2 separate regions of the Homo sapiens genome follow, and region 2 is linked to region 1. Evidence: read pairs that join two places in POLR2A ChIA-PET (ENCODE). Cell type or tissue: MCF 10A. All regions are shown on one strand. Each heading gives the region's core, and the rest is flanking DNA. Links, peaks and the distances in the headings are about the cores only.

The links. ChIA-PET counts read pairs that join two places held together with the same protein. Peaks named below come from ENCODE experiments on the same cell type or tissue, not always from the same donor. Only the 100,000 strongest peaks of a DNase experiment are listed, where the experiment ranks them.
Region 2: POLR2A ChIA-PET joins it to region 1 with 6 read pairs; 3 of 35 experiments call an interaction of 5 or more read pairs at or near these places.

What each region holds. Positions count from the first base shown.
Region 1 is chr1:39,965,297-39,973,623 of GRCh38, reverse strand. MFSD2A (MFSD2 lysolipid transporter A, lysophospholipid) reads right to left here. Exons shown (of 14, transcript NM_032793.5): 4 at 8,290-8,327; 5 at 8,075-8,153; 6 at 7,610-7,767; 7 at 6,933-7,023; 8 at 6,692-6,813; 9 at 6,455-6,538; 10 at 5,913-5,996; 11 at 5,708-5,820; 12 at 5,147-5,290; 13 at 4,879-5,055; 14 at 3,668-4,119. The coding sequence ends at 4,056. Among named protein-coding and RNA genes, the nearest start is that of MFSD2A, 14 kb to the right of the region's middle. In MCF 10A, for the core only: no CTCF peak of the experiment used is centred there; DNase peaks (open chromatin) are centred at 3,573 and 4,363.
Region 2 is chr1:39,844,012-39,852,338 of GRCh38, reverse strand. TRIT1 (tRNA isopentenyltransferase 1) reads left to right here. Exons shown (of 11, transcript NM_017646.6): 5 at 2,078-2,220; 6 at 4,242-4,353; 7 at 4,679-4,791; 8 at 5,042-5,119; 9 at 7,699-7,808; 10 at 8,121-8,238. Among named protein-coding and RNA genes, the nearest start is that of LINC02811, 31 kb to the right of the region's middle. RefSeq lists enhancers at 5,749-5,838, 6,309-6,358. In MCF 10A, for the core only: no CTCF peak of the experiment used is centred there; a DNase peak (open chromatin) is centred at 6,558.

The sequences.
Region 1 (8,327 bases), core at 163-8,162:
AGCAGGGCCGAGTGAAGAGGGAGAGACAGGGTTTGTTGTAGTAATGCTGGATCCAAGCATAGAGGAAGTCAATATGGCTCTTCTCCCAAGAATAAGTAGGTATGATCTGTCCAGAAGGGACCTAGAGTAGCCAATGACCCAACAGACATTGCTTCCCCTCTTCACCCGTCCCACCCCGAAAGAAGTCCCCAAGAATTCAACAGGGGATCTTGGAAGAGGAGAGCAATTTTCTGTGAGTGTGAAACTGGAGAGAAGCAAGGGTGTTCAAGTGTAAATCCCCTGGCCGGGCGCGGTGGCTCACGCCTGTAATCCCAGCACTTTGGGAGGCCGAGGCGGGCGGATCACGAGGTCAGGAGATCGAGACCATCCTGGCTAACACGGTGAAACCCCGTCTCTACTAAAAATACAATAAATTAGCCGGGCGCGTGGCGGGCGCCTGTAGTCCCAGCTACTCCGGAGGCGGAGGCAGGAGAATGGCGTGAACCCGGGAGGCGGAGCTTGCAGTGAGCCGAGATGGCGCCACTGCACTCCAGCCTGGGCCACAGAGCGAGACTCCGTCTCAAAAAAAAAAAAAAAAAGAAAAAGAAAGAAAAAATGAAAAGTCTAAATCCCCATAGGAAGTTTGGGGAAATTGTGACCTGGAGAGAGGTGTCACAGTGGGTCAGTGGGAGTTGGGTCTGATGCCCAGCCAAAGCCTGCTCTGGTCACAGCTCCCATTCACTCAGCTCCACGTGCCTGCCGCACCCCACCATGCCTGGCCCTCGGCTCAGTGTGGGAGACCACGATGAAAGAGACGATCCCTCTGAGATGTCCCAAAGGCAGAGGGGTAGGGACTGCTTCAGAGGGGCTTGCTGGAGTCAAGACACATTGGATGGGTGTCTGCCAGGTAGAGCTGCAGCAGGAGCTGCAAGACCAGGGTCACGCAGGTGGCCTGCAAAAAGAGCTGCATCTAGATCTGGGCCTGGGGAGGTCAGTAGGGTACTCAGACAGGAACTCACAGAAGGATTTCTAGGAAACTTTTTGTTTTGTTTGAGACAGGGTGTCCCTCTGTTCCCCAGGCTGGAGTGCAGTGGCACAATCATAGGTCACTGCAGCCTCAGATTCCTGGGCTCAAGAGACCCTCCTGCTTCAGCTGCCTGGGTAGCTGGAACTACAAGGTGCAAGCCACCACACCTGGCTAATTGTTTTTTGTTTTATAGAATCGGGGTCTTATTATGTTGCCCAGGCTGGTCTTGAACTCCTGGCCTCGTAATCCTCACACCTCAGCCTCCCCAGTAGCTGGGATTACAGGCAGAGCCACTACACCCAGTTTACAGAAATGTTTCTAAACAGGAGAGCTACTGAGTTATCTTGGATAGTTTGCAGAAAGAAGGTGAGGAGATCAAATTAAAGTCAAGGAGACAAGACAGGATGCTTGTCTATTCACCCAGGTAAGAGAGCATAATGCCTGAGAAGTAATTGTGGGGCTAAGAAAGAAACAAGCTTGAGTGGTTTGGAAAACTTTAATTTTTTTTTTTTTTTTTTTTCAGGCAGAGTCTTGCTCTGTTGCCCAGGCTGGAGTGCAATGGCATGGTCTCAGCTCTTTGCAACCTCCGCCTCCCAGGTTCAAGCCATTCTCCTGCCCTCAGCCTCCCAAGTAGCTGGGATTACAGGCATGTGCTACCACGCCTGGCTAGTTTTGTTTTTGTTTGTTGGTTTTTGGTTTGTTTCTGTTTTGAGACTGGTTCTCTCTGTCCCCCAGGCTGGAGTGCAATGGCGCGATCTCAGCTCACTGCAACTGCTGCCTCCTGGGTTCAAGCGATTCTCCTGCCTCCGCCTCCTGAGTAGCTGAGATTACAGGCATGCACCACCACACCTGGCTAATTTTTGTATTTTTAGTAGAGACGGGGTTTCACCATGTTGGCCAGGCTGGTCTCGAACTCCTGACCTCAGGTGATCTGCCCGCCTCGGCCTCCCAAAGTGCTGGGATTACAGGCGTGAGCCACTGCGCCCAGCTGAAAACTTTAATTTTTTTTTTTTTTTAAAGACAGGACTTGGTGGTTACTGGTTAGAGTGGAGGGAGAGAGGAGGTATAAGTGGGCTTCTATAAACATTATCTCAGAGTCTCTGAGCAGGCCAGCTCCAGAGGCCATAACAGACTCTAGGCTCCTGCCTTGCCCAGACAGCCTGACATGAGATGGCTGATACAAAGACAGTGTGTGACTTGCCTTGGTGTTGACAAAACCATTGGTTCACCTAACAGCCTTAAGTAGTGGTTAAGAGCCCAGGCACTATAGCCAACCTCGATTCAAGTATCAGCTCTTCCAGTGACTGTCCAATGACCTTGAGCAGGTTACTTAACTTTTCCCTGCGTCAGTTTCCTTATCTCTTAACGTGAGGATGACAATAATACCTTCCTCATAGGGAAGTTCTGACAACTATCTGAAGACTAACTGAATTCATACTTATTACACACATGTAACCATGCCTGTTAGTAACGCTTAATGTAATTTATCAAAGTAACCTGGCAGAACTTCATCAGTAAAAATGGTGGACCTCCCTCCCACCCAAAACGGAGCCCCACACTCAAGGTAAGAACCAAGCCAGAATAGCCTAAGAGCCTCTCTTGTCTGGGCCTCATTTATCTATTTATAAAATCAGGAGATTTGACTAGTAGCTCCTGATCCTGCCAGCTTTGCCTTCTTGTGATTTTGGGGGCTTGGCCTAAGTGTGAGACCCAGTGGTGTGTTAGGCAAGCTCCTACCAGCTTGTAAAAGCCAACTACTAAATGTTTAGGAAATGTTCAAATGAACAACCATGGATAACTTGAAATTGGCTATGGTGGGAGTTATTCATACCATGGAAGTTAGCCAAGTGCTCCCAACTAGGCCTTCCCCACCACCCTGTTCCCTACCGGAGGTGTTTGGTTTTTTTTTGTCACCAGTGCGTCTGTGGTAAAATCCTCCCTCATCTGATACACACATCCAGCAGGTACATTCTCACCTTTCAATACCATCAGTAACAGTTGTGGAGAAAGAACCACCAGTCTCCAGGGACCCCACAGGCCTCCAGCCCCACCAGCCCTGCAGGCTCAGGCATGCACCAGGCAGGAAGCACAGTGTACAGGCACACCCAGAGCAAGCATCTGTCTGCCGGTCCCCTGGTCATTCTCAGACACAAGGAAGTAGACAGTGGCGATTACGGTATTGGAGTCTTACAGAGTTGGGATAAAATTCCAGTTAGGTCACTAAAGGCTGCGTGACTTTAGCTAAATCCCTCTCTACACTAGGGTGTTCTTATCTTTCAAATAAGAACAGTCTTGACTTAGCAAGAGGCCAGGTGTAGTGGTTCACACCTGTAATCCCACTACTTTGGGAGGCTAATGCAGGAGGATTGCTTGAGTCCAGTGAGAAGGATTGGCCTGGGCAACATAGTGAAACCTCCATCTCTACAAAAAAATTTAAAAATCAGCCAGGCGTGGTGGTGCATGCCTGTAGTCCCAGCTACTCGAGAGGGTGAAGCAGAAGGAAGGATTGCCTGAGCCGAGATTGCGCCACTGCACTCCAGCCACAACTCCAGACATGTTCGCCCCCACCCAGTAGCACCTGGGGCTCAGTGTGTTCTCTAACGGAGTCTTAAGGCAGAAGGGCTCAGTGAGTGGCTGAGGACACAGACAGAAACAGGCAGCTGCTTTCCAGCTTTTATGAAAATTAATAACATTAATAGCTCACAGACATATACATACACACACATTGCTATGTACACAGTCATTAAGTTATTAATTAGGCTCTGTAAAAAAAAAGGTTTCTACATTAGTGTTCCGGGCTAGGCCCGATCAGTCCTTGGCATATTCACAGTGGCAGCCCCAGGGCTTGGCCCCACAGGCAGGCAGAGGGGAGGCAGGAGGCCACAGAGCAGCCGGCCCCACAGTGAGCACAGCAAGTGTCCTGGGCCACCTCCTTGAGTCTTCAGTTCCCTTCCTAGCACCTGCAGTCCAGCTGCTCAGCAAGCCGGCAGACAGGTCCTGATCCCTTCTGTGGCCTTCTGCATGGTGGCTTCGGGCAACGTGGCGGGCCCTAGAGGATGCTAGCCAGCTCTGTGGAGTCTGTTTCTGAGCAGCCAGAGCTGCTGGCCTCGTCCCTGCAAGAGAGAGAGGAGATGGGTTGGAGGAAGCATCCATCCTTACCCCTCCTCAGCCCCACCTGCCTCCTTCCTCACGTGATCTTGGCCCTGCTGTCGGACTAAAGTGAACCGCGGGACACAGAGTTTGCTCACTCCCACTTTCAACTGTTGGTTGGTCTGTTTACTGTCCTTGCTGCACACAGGGTACTGCAAACCCTAGATCTACACTCTCGCCTGGGCTGGCTGACGGGCTGGCATGACTCACTCCAGCCTGCCCACTGGTTTCCCCAGATGCAGGGTCAGGCCACACTCGAGGTCCTATATGCCAGGAGGCTGATGAAGAGTGCAGTCTCTGGAGCCGGAATGCTGAGGCTCAAACCCCAGCTCCGCCCCTTTCAGCTGGGCCAGGTACTCTTCCTGCTGAAACCTCAACTTCTTCACCTGCAGAGGGGGAACCCTAAGAACCTGATACTTAGGGTTGTTGGAGGGGTATGGGAGGTGATGGATACACACGTCCTATAACAGGCTCCTTAAGGACAGAGATTTTTGTCTTGTTCACTAGAGCAGTCAATGCCTAGCACATAGTAGGCAGCCAGTATGTATTTGTTGAATAAAGGTAAGACCACTTAACACAGTGCCTGGTGCGTACTTAAGTGTTACAGCTGTCCAGAGAAGATGTGTGGGGGGTGAGTCTGGACTTGGCCACAGGAGACACAAATTGAGGGTTTAGACACAGTGACGTCCCCTCCTCCAGCATCCTGTCCCCTCCCCACTCACCTCAGTGCCTGCAGGGCCTTCTTATTCTGCCGCCGCCTCTCCTCATCAATGGGGTACATTTTGAAGAGCAGCAGGCCCAGCAGGATGAGAACTATGGGAGCCATGGTCACGAGCATGTTCAGTGTAAACTTGACACGTTCCGGCTGCGAGCAGCCACGGGTCTGGTACCCTGCAAAGCTATGGGACCCAGGGGGTAGGAGAACGGTGAAGATGGGGCACCTGGGGCCTGGCCCTGCCCAGTCCTGCCCCAGGTCCCCACCCCACTCACTCCAGACTGAGGGTAGAAATGCCCAGTGACACTCCAGAGGCAAACTTGGTGAAGAAGACATAGAAGGAGAAGAAGATGGGCTCGGTTCCATGGAAGTGGGGCTGCTTCAGATGGAAGTCGTCAATGACATCAGGCAGCATGGACCTGCGCAGAGTAGTGACAGCCATGAGGACTGACCCACCTAACGGGCCTCTGTGTTAATGAGAAGAGGTGGCCCTCTGGAAGCTTGCAGTACCATGGGTACACAGCTCAGTGAGGATATGGGACCTTCACATGAATAAGAAAAGGCCTCTTGCTCTAAGAGGAAGTAACCCTGCCTGGAGGTGCTCAGCGTGGCAAGTGGAGCCCAGGCCAGATTACAGCCCCCATTTTTCACTCTGACTAGGTGTTCTTGCAAAGCTCACTACCTGTACAACTGTACAGGACAGACCTCCCCCACTCCTAACCTGGACCCACAGAATGGCCTGTGGGAGAACACTGCATAGAACTCTCCCTAAGGAGCTTCAAAACTGGGGACTAGGGGCTGGAGATACCCGAGGAGGGGGGCCTGTATATACCTACCAGGGTAGTAAGAAGGCAGCTGCCACACTGATGCCAGCTGCCACAGCTACCGCATATGTAATGATGAGGTTACTCTCCATGAGGGCCACCAAGATGAGAAATGGCACTGCTGACTAGGGAAGGGGGTGCAGGAAGATGAATCAGCTGGGAGGTTCCCACCAGACATCCCAACTCAACCCAGGCTCTGCTCTTCAACCCCACTCACTGAGATCCCAACATATACAGCTGTCTTCTTGCCAAACCGGGTCAAGAACCACTGCCAGATGGGAATGGTTAAAGTGGCCGAGAGCTGTGGATGGACAAAGGGGGTTAAAGGGAGGTGCTTTAGAGCCACAGAGCCCCTCCTGCCCTTCCCAGAACCCCAAAGTGGCTCCCAGCCCTGCCCAAGAGCAGCCAGATGACATCATGTGGGCAGCAACGAAGATGACAGGCACCTTTGACGGCTCCCCAGGGGAGCTCAGAGCTGGTCCAGGCCCACCTTGTCTGCTGCCCTCTCAAACCTCTGAGCCAAGTTCCTGGTGTCCTCGCCCTTGCTTTTGCTGTGCTCACTACTCAAACATCTAACCTCAAACTCTTTCTTTCACAGTCCTACCTTCGCAAGGTCCAACCAAATACCCTGAGAAGCCTCCCTCATCCTTTCATGACCTTGGGCCAGCCTGAGAAACATCCTCTGCCTATTCCAAGAACCATTCCACAGCCTATGTCACCTCAGCCCAGGCTGCCCGCCCCTGCTCAGGTCCCACTCACCATGATGGCCAGGAGTAGATTCTGGAATTCATTGCGGAAGCCCAAGGTGTAGGTGCAAAACAAGACAAAGTTCCCCTCCACCAGCTGGGCATGGAGCAAGGTAGGGAAGGAAATGCAAGGAAGGAGGTGATGTTGGGGCTGAGCCTCCCCAAGACATCCCCCAAGCCCCAGAGACCTCTGCTCACCCCGCTCCCATTACACCTCCTTCTCAGGCTGAGCATGTCAGAACCCACTCACCATGAAAGCCAAGGAGGTGAAGAGGAAGCCAGTAATAAGTTTGATGTATGGGCCGTGGCTCATGACCAGCCGTAGGCCCCGGAAGTAGGCGATTGGCTCAGACTGCTGGGCTTCATAGGGTTCTGGGGGCCAGAGCGGACAGTGAGGAAGGAGCAGAGACCCCTCCCAAAGCCTGAGGGCCAGGCAGAAAGATACAGCTGTCCATGCTGAGGCCTGCACCCCTTCCCAGGCACCCCCTTACCTCTCTGCTCCCGCACGCCCAGGATCAGGATGACAGCACAGATTATATAGATACAGACAATGACCCCCGCTGCCAGCAGGTATGCCTTTTGCTATAAGGAGGTGAAGGCGACATACAAGGATGGTCAGTTTGAGCTCATCCCAGCACCCCAGTTCCAGCAGCCCCACTCAATGATCTTGGGCCAGTCCCCTCCCCTCTGGGAGCGTACTGTCTCCATGTGTGAAATGGGAGGATCATCCTGGGCCTGCTGTTGCTTCCCAAGGCTGGACAGTTAAGATTCACAACATGCTCAGAAACCAGGCTGGTTGAGTGCAGCCCTCACACCTGTAATCCCAGGAGTTTGAAACCAGCCTGGGCAACTTGGCAAGACCCCGTCTCTACAAATAATAATAAAAGGAAAAAAACAGAAACCAGGCTGCAGAGTCTGACAGCCCAGAATTCAAATCTTCCCAAATCTCTGCAATTCACTAACTTTATGACTCTGGGCAACTTATTCAGCCTCTCTAAGCTTCAGTTTCTTTTTCTGCAAAGTAGGTATATTGGGTGCATTAATTGTTATGTATATCAAATGCCCAACATTTATTTAATAAACACTAGCTGTTACTATCTTTAGGATGACTACAAACCACCTCACTGTTCCTTATCTCCCCAAATCCCTGCCCTGCCCAGGGCCTCACCGTTTCCCTGTGTGAGGTGGTGCCATGTGTATGGTTGGCACTTTGTGAAGCTACTGTAGAGCTATTGAGGTCCTGGAAACAAGGCGTGTCTGCTTGGCCCACGATTTGTCCCTGGATCGCCGTGCCCAGCACTGTGCCCAGCACTTCCACAGTCATCCCTGGCAGGAGAAAAGGAGGTGTTTTGGAGGGGCCTCATGGATTGTGGGCCCAGGGAGGAAGGTCAAATGGGTGGGAGCCCAGCGGTAGCTCCAGGCAGGGTGGGTAGAGGTAGTGGGGTAGGTGACACCTTGGTTTGAACGCATATGCACCTCTCCAGGTCTCATCTGAGCAATAAGGGGATTGAGTTATTTTTAAGATGGTTTCACACCCACACTCTAGAGCAGAGCAAAGAGCTGGACCCGCAAGGGAAGAAGTATGGCTGGAGGGTCCCTGGAGGGTGGGGTCAGGTGGGCTGGGGAGACTCACGATAGGCGGTGGCAGAATCCCGCTCAGTCTGCTCGGTGCTGATGAACATGGTGAGAGCCGAGTAGGGAACATGGAAACACTGGCATAGAAGACAGGTCATTGGCTGGTCAGGCGGGTGGACACACTGATGTAGCTTCCAGTACCAACCCTGGGGGCCCCAAGGACCGCCCTCCTCCCGGCCCCTAGAGACACCCAAGGGAGGTACCCACACTCACCGTGACCATTGTTTCAAAGAGGCAATAGAAAAGCAGGT
Region 2 (8,327 bases), core at 275-8,274, 120 kb after region 1:
GGAGGTGGATTTTATTAACTGTCTCACAGATCAGCTCACCTTTGCACATGGAAACTATCTGGTAGGGAAGAGAGGTAGTGAATGAACTCACAAGGTCATGTTTTTTTAGGTTGTTTTGGAATTGCAGCCTCATGTTAGGTTTATTTTTCTGCAGTATTAGGAGTGATACCACTTCCAGCATAGTAGAACATCTAATGAAGGACCTGTTCTATTGATGGTTATACAGATTAAATATTAAAGTAACATCTCATATTCATAGGGGTTGTGAAGTATTCCACTCAAATGAATTTGATATTTTTCCTCCTAATTTTACCCCCCTCAGTGAAACTTAATGTTAGAATATAGGATTTAAAACATTCATTATTATTATTACTTTTTTTTTTTTTTTTTAAGAGATAGAGTCTTACTTTGTTGCCCAGGCTGGAGTACAGTGGCACAATCATGGCTCACTGCAGCCTTGACCTCCTGGGCTCAGATGTCCTCCTGCCTCGGCCTCCTGAGTAGCTGGGACTACGGGTGTGCACTACTATACCTGGCTAGTTTTTTAAATTTTTAATTTTTTTTAGAGATGTTTTGCTGTGTTGCCCAGGCTGGTTCCAAACTCCTAGGCTCAAGCGATCCTCCTGCCTCAGCCTACCGAAGTGCTGGGATTATAGTCATGAGCCACAGTACTCAGCCAAGAAAAGGATTTCTTCAGGTAGGGTTGTCCTTTGCACGGCAGGGGGGTGGGGCACAAATTGTAATATCTAAGTTTTTTCACCCCCTTAAAGGCAATGTATAACCTCATTAAGAATGCATGTTTTAGATTAATGAAGTTTATACTTTTCAGTATCCAAACATTTTAAACACTTTAATAGAAAACATTCAATTTTTTTTAAACCTAGGAACATTATGATAAACATTCATTTTTATATTGTTTTATTACATGATTCTAGAGCTTGGTGTTTATTCTCTCCTTTTACTAATCAGTTCTTTCTTATCACTTCTCATTTTGCTGCGTCTAAACGAGTAATGAGTTTGAGAATTTTTTCTTAGTAAGAGTCAATAGGTTCTAAGCAAGAGCTCTAGAGTCTCATTTAGAGAATGAGGACTTTCTTTTTTTTTAATCTTTCTTTTGGCTTGAGGCTGTATTTTAACTCCAGATAAGTGAGATATCTATTACTACATTTTTTCTCATAGATCTTCTTTGAGAAACCAGTGATACTGAAAGACAAGGGGGTCTACACTCTTGCGTTAGGGTTTCAGGAAGTAGAATTGGGTCAGGAAGAGAAAGATCACTTTCAGGCTGATAAGTTGCAATCACCCAGAGTGGTAGAGTGTAGATTTGGGAGTTAAATTACCTAGTGCTGCATAACATAATAGATACGGACAGAAGTGGATGGTGGCTTAAGAATAAGTATGTGAGTTCTTTTCTCAGTGATCTTTGTGCCAGTAGAGCACTGGATTAGCCAGGAGCATTCTTCATTAATTTGACATATTTAAAAAGAAAGCTGATGAGCTGGATGTACAACATGCTTTTGTACTGTGGGAAAGGCACGCCAGCCAGACCAGACTTGTTGGCTTGTTACAAAGTGTCCCAAACAAGCTCTTTTACTGTTTATCTGAAAGTGAGTGAGTACCATTCTGTTTGTGTAGAAGAAACCTGTTGTTTCTGAACCTATTTAACTGATTTCAGAATAATTTATATATCTTTAGAAAAATAATATTATTTCTTACTTTACCTAAAGTTTTCTTTAGTACCCTTTTCTGAGTAGCTGTAGGACTGGAGTAACCCTAGACCTTCATGTCTTTTGGAACTTAATGCAGTGAAAATGAGAATAAGCCTTTCTGCATGCCCCCTTTTTGAAGAGACAGGGTCTGTTGCTGCTTAGGTTGGTCTTGAACTCCTGAGCTCAAGCAGTCCTCCCAGTTTGGCCTCCTGAGTAGCTGGGACTACAGATGTGCACACTGTCGTGACTGGCTTTCAAGAAAGAGGCTTTCTGTAATAAACAGCCTTTCTCCTTGTTTTACTTGAGAATGAATATTTTCTATTGGTTTTTATGGGTGTGCCCCCTCCCTCCCCTTTTAAATTACTTAGGAGCTTGCAAGTTTTTGAAGAAACAGGAATCTCTCATAGTGAATTTCTCCATCGTCAACATACGGAAGAAGGTGGTGGTCCCCTTGGAGGTCCTCTGAAGTTCTCTAACCCTTGCATCCTTTGGCTTCATGCTGACCAGGCAGGTAACAGCCCTTTGATGCCCTAGAGTCCATCTGTGATGGAACTTGGAGTAATAAGTTACTGTATAGAAAATGCTGAGAACCATGGGTGGCTCATAATAAACACTAAACAAGTATTAGCTATTAATTTTATTATCATTATCATTATTTGTTGGCTTAGGCACAGTGCCATTCCCCTAGATATCTGTTTGGAAAGGGAGAAAGGATAGCCCTGGCATTAGGAGAAGACATCACAGGTAGAGTGGGATGGGATGGACGGAATGGGAAAGAGACTGCCATCCAGGGAAGGTCCAAAGGAGAAAAAGAAGGCAGTCTCTTGTGGAAGGTTGGCTGGAGGCTAGAATGTTCTAGAAGCAGTATGCCTTATAATTAGCTTGCTAGCCTGATGGTATTTTGTTGCTAAAGTATAATTATGTCCGTGATAGTAGTAACTTATTCATCCAGCAAACATTCAGTAAGCATTCAATGAAGTGCTGGGTATTCTGTGTGGTACTTCGGTTTCAGAGTTGAAGAGACAGTGCCTTTCCTTAAGGAATTCCCAGTCTAGTGGGACAACAGACAAGGAGATAGATACTATCTGTCTGTCTATTATTTATGTGATAAATGCTGGGCTAGATATATTTTCAGAGTGCTGTAGGGCCACAGAGAAGGGATGACGAATATTATCTTGGGGGGAGTCAGAGACCAGTTTGCAAAGGTAGCCTATGATAGGCCTGGAAAGATGACATCATTATGTGGACAAACAGTAGAGTGTAGCACTGAAGAGCACAGGCTCTTGAGGCAGACTGTCTAATAGCAAATTCCTGCTCCACTAGCTTCTAGTTATGTGAATTGTTAAGACAAATTAGTTTACCTTTCTGTTTCCCAATTCTCCTGTAAAATAGAGATAATAGTAATAACACATATTTCCTAGCTTCATCAAGGATTAGATGAATTAATACATATATAGTGCTCAGAATGTGCCTGACACATGACGGGTCCTCAATAAATGCAAACTTTCTAGGAAGGTTACTGTTGCTGTAGGCCAATAAATCACAATGATAGAGATGTAGAAGAACATAATTAAAATGGTGACAATCTGTTGTTAAATTAATCTGCCATAAATTGATAAAAAAGGTAATTTTTCAATAATGAAATTTTATAAACAAAAACTTTTACTCTACAGGCAGCATAAAATAATGGTATCTGATTCATAGTAAAGCTGTTTGTCACATCTGAACAATTACGACCTCTCACTCTTTGCTCCTTTGCTTGGCTCAGTAGTTTAGAATGTATCTAGGATGTCTTTTTTTTTTGTTTGAGACAGAGTCTCGCCCTGTTGCCCAGGCTGGAATGCAGTGGTGCGATCTCGGCTCACTGCAACCTCTGCCTCCCGGGTTCAAGCGATTCTCCTGCCCCAGCCTCCCAAGTAGCTGGGATTACAGGCGCGCGCCACTACGCCCAGCTAATTTTTGTACTTTTGGTAGAGACAGATTTCACTGTGTTGGTCAGGCTGGTCTCGAACTCTTGACCTCGTGATCCACCCACCTCGGCCTCCCAAAGTGCTGGGATTACAGGCGTGAGCCACCTTGCCCGGCCGTATCTAGGATGTCTTTGGATTAAAGTTCCATGTTCTTATCCAAGGTGTCATCTAGGGGTTCTTAAACATAAAGTAACACTAAGTTGCAGTATAATGACATATTAAATTAAAAATAAGAAAGGTAAACCAGGGGATCCTCAGCCACCTCTAAAACACATTCCATATGAGAATAAAATATTTGTCCTTCACAGTTGCTGTAATTGTATGCTTTCTCTATATAATGAGGAGGCATGTGCTTCATTCTGACTATGCTTCATTTTTATTTGGAGTTGCAAAGTCTTAAATGTGAGTAACGTATGAATTATTATAATAATCTTTGGAATCTGAATTCTTTCTTCCGTTTGGACAAATTCTCTTTTTTTGTGACCACCTGTTCACTCGTCATGTAAGTATATAGTAGGTACCTACAACTTGCTTGCTGGTTGATGGGCTAATTTGATTCAAGTTCTAGATGAGCGCTTGGATAAGAGGGTGGATGACATGCTTGCTGCTGGGCTCTTGGAGGAACTAAGAGATTTTCACAGACGCTATAATCAGAAGAATGTTTCGGAAAATAGGTGAGGATTTGGCTGTTATTCTGACCTACTGTCCATATTTTGCAGACAATCAAAAGACCATAACGCTAATACTGGCTTTGGGTCTACTTGTTTATCAGCCTTCTTTGCAGATGCAGTTTTTTAATCTTTCAGACAGTCCCAGGAGTTAACTTTTCAAGAAAGTAACCTGGTGGGTAGGGGAGGGGAAAATTTCAGAGAATCAGTAACTGCTCAGGATCTCAATTTCCTTATCTGACAGATGAAATGGCTCAACTAGGTCCATCTCCAAAGCCCCTGCTAGCTTTTAGGAGCAATGGCTTATCTGCTGATACCCTCCTGTTCCCAGCCAGGACTATCAACATGGTATCTTCCAATCAATTGGCTTCAAGGAATTTCACGAGTACCTGATCACTGAGGGAAAATGCACACTGGAGACTAGTAACCAGCTTCTAAAGAAAGGTGTGAATTCTTCCATCTAATCTAGTCTTGGACATCTTTGGGTGGCAGGGTACTCTGCTGGTATGGTCTGAGAAAGAGCCAAGGCTTAAAGCGTCCCAAATAGCCTTCAGCTCAGAACTGAGATTTTTGTCCACCAAGTCTGACATTGCACTGCCGTGGCTGACTTTTTCCTGCTGGGCTGGGAGGGCCTGCCTCTCTGCAGGGTAAGGAGTGCTTACCTAGATGTTCTTAAATCTACTGTATCTTTCAGGTATTGAGGCTCTGAAACAAGTAACTAAGAGATATGCCCGGAAACAAAACCGATGGGTTAAAAACCGTTTTTTGAGCAGTAAGTCTCATGTTTTTCTTTATCCTATGGGTCTGTTTTCAATAGAATATAGATGTCCTCAGCTCACCCAGAAAATGAATTTTAGATTCTGGGCCTGTTCTAAGATTTTGGATCTGACCTAAGGGAAGTTCTATAACATAAATGATTATCCAGGGATATTTTCTTGGGATGTCACAAAAAAAAAAAAAATTATTTGCATTGAGGAGTCTGCCTTCTGCCTTGAACAGATGGATACTGGCTGCAAACAGCTAAGAAGAACAGCAGCATCTTTTTTGGAGAGTTGGTGTTCAGGGCTGATTTTTAGCTTCAGTTTTGTACCTGAAGAGCAGTCAGATTTCTGTAGGGAAGATTTCCTAATTACAGTGTTTTTGGGGGGCCAGATGAGTTGTATAAAAAGACACCTTCACCATTTCTCCCAGCGTCTCCACATGGTGCTTCAGATTGCTTCAAATGAAACTTTAGTTGAACAGCATTTTTGAGGGAAAAGAAAGGAAATTCTCATTGATTTGGCCCTGTACTGTGTCTTTGGCACTAAATTTGGTGTTATACATATATTATTGAGTCTTCAAGGTAGGTGTTATTCTTTTATTTTTACAGATAAGAAAATGAAGGCCTAGTGAAGTTAAATAACTTGCCAAAAATCACCCAGCTAGTCGGCAGTAGATAACTGAATGCAGGCCTGACACAGAGTCCACACTCCTTTATACTACTCTTACTTCCTTTAGCTGTAACTTTAGCAAGACAGCATTAGTATTGGACCATGGGTAAAAACTATGTGGTTATGAGCTAAAGGAGATTAATTTAAGCATAAGTGAAACTTCAGTTTTATCTTGTGGACATGTTTTAAATATGCTTCTGAATCATCTTGTGTTTACCTTTTGCTGGTAGACTTCTGCTCTCAATTACAGACAGGGCCAGCTGAAGCCTCTGCCCCACTCGGTGCCTCTGAAAATACATACCTTGATCCCTGCTGTTGACCACTAAACTGCTAACATTCTTTCTCCCAGCTCCCACTCTCTGCCTGAGCTCTCCAGTGGAGTTCTGGTGTGAAGAGGCTTGTTGTGCTTTCCTCTACTTATCCTGTTTTCTCTGCATGTCCTGGTAGATAGAAGTCTTAGTGTCATCTGAAGTTGAAGCTCAGTGCTGTATTACAAATTTCTAATGCAGCTTCTCTTATCCCCATGTCTGACAATAAGCCTTTAACAGAAGACTTTTGGGTAATAATTTAGAACTTCTTCCTGTAGTAAAACCACAATAATTCCTCCATCTCTGTGGTAGGAGGAGTTGATGGCACAGTGTGTCATATGCCTGTTCCTCATTCGTGTGTATGCCGGCATCGTCCTGGTGCTGGAGTGAAAGGCACAGCTGCCCTGTAAATCAGGAGCTGTGCGTGATTGGCCAGGGCTGGTCTGCTGGGATATGGTTCTGGCAGGAAGCCAGGGGGACTTCCCCACCCCAGCATGGCCTTGGACCCAAGCCAGAAATAGCAGCTGGGAGCCGAGAACTTGTTGAAAGGTGCTTAGACAGGGCACAGAAGCCCAACAAAGGGCTTAGAGGAGAAAGGAAAATGTAGAGTGGCCTGGAAACAGGTGCAGAGCTTAGCCAAGGCCAGGTGTGCTGTGGATGCTGCCTGCACCCTCCTAGTCTCACCTTTCCTGTGGTAGCAGGTGCAGCCCAGTCCAGTTTATGAAGAATCTTATTTGGGGTTGGCACAATCAAAAGGCCAGCACCTGCCAGTCGTTGGCATCCGAAGGCCTTTGATGTTTTTGCCCATGGGCGATGCTCCTTTGCCTTTAGGCAACTGACTTAACCTAGTTGTGGAAGGCAGTTTAGTGTGTATATAGGCAGGGAAGCTAACCACAGAGACTAAACTCTTGCAACATGGTTGGCTCAGGTGGGTGAAATACCTGTAGCTGCACTCTTTGCTACCTTCAGTCTCATCTTCATTCAAAAGTGTCTGCCAGGGAGTGTTTCTTGAATACCCTCTAGATCAGGTTTTTAAAAGAAGTTGCTCAACTACATCAATTCTAAGACTTCTTTCTGGTTCGCAGATTCTGCGGCTTATTGGTTGATATGATTCTGTTCCCAGCCCATGCTTTCAGAGCATTTCATGAGTCCCAGGCCGCTGAGGGAATATATGCAAACCCGAGACTAGTATCTGCTCCTAAAGAAAGCTGTGAATTCTCTTGCCACAGATCGCCATCATTGTAAGATGATATGGAACTTAGAATAGGCACTTACTTAAAGCTGTTAGTTTATTTCTTCTTACGATGTGCTGTCTTTGTGTTGTAGCTCACACAATGGTCACTTGAGCTGTTAACTCTATTCTGGTTTTCTGGCTGATCTGGAAGATCCTGCACCCATGTATCCAGATTATGTAGCTAGTCTTACTAGCTGCAGAGCAGTTAAACCTCTAGGTCTTTCTTGGATTGTGGTTCATGTTTAGTTAGAATTAACAGCATGGTCAGAATGTTTACTCCTTTGGCTCTGTGTATTTCCCTGGAGGATTTCAGAGTCCTGGCTGCAGAATAGATTGGGTTTGAGGCTGACCTCTCACAACCTTTCTTTGTCATCATTAGGACCTGGTCCCATTGTCCCCCCTGTCTATGGCTTAGAGGTATCTGATGTCTCGAAGTGGGAAGAGTCTGTTCTTGAACCTGCTCTTGAAATCGTGCAAAGTTTCATCCAGGTAATTATGAATCATGATACATTCTATTTTCTGGTTTTCAGAGCACTTTCATTAGCTGACACCTTTGTTGCTATATTGAAGAACCAGGCCTTCTTTTCCATAGAATAAAGCAGAAGGGCTGGCTGCTTTTTAATACCTGGAGACTGCTTTTCTACTTTTACATTCAGAAAGGTTGTTGCTAAAATCTGTATACAGCCCATCTGCTCTCTGGGTTGAGAAAAAGGAATTTTAGGAAAATCCCATTTCCCTTAATAGAGAATTATATCCAGATCTCTTTGAATTGAATACTCCCTTCCACCCTTGTTCTTTTAGGGCCACAAGCCTACAGCCACTCCAATAAAGATGCCATACAATGAAGCTGAGAACAAGAGAAGTTATCACCTGTGTGACCTCTGTGATCGAATCATCATTGGGGATCGCGAATGGGCAGGTAGAGTATGGGGAGGGGCATGAAGAAATCTATAAGGGTGGGTTCACATTGACTTCATGAAATTTAGAGTCTTTGGCAGATTGAACCTG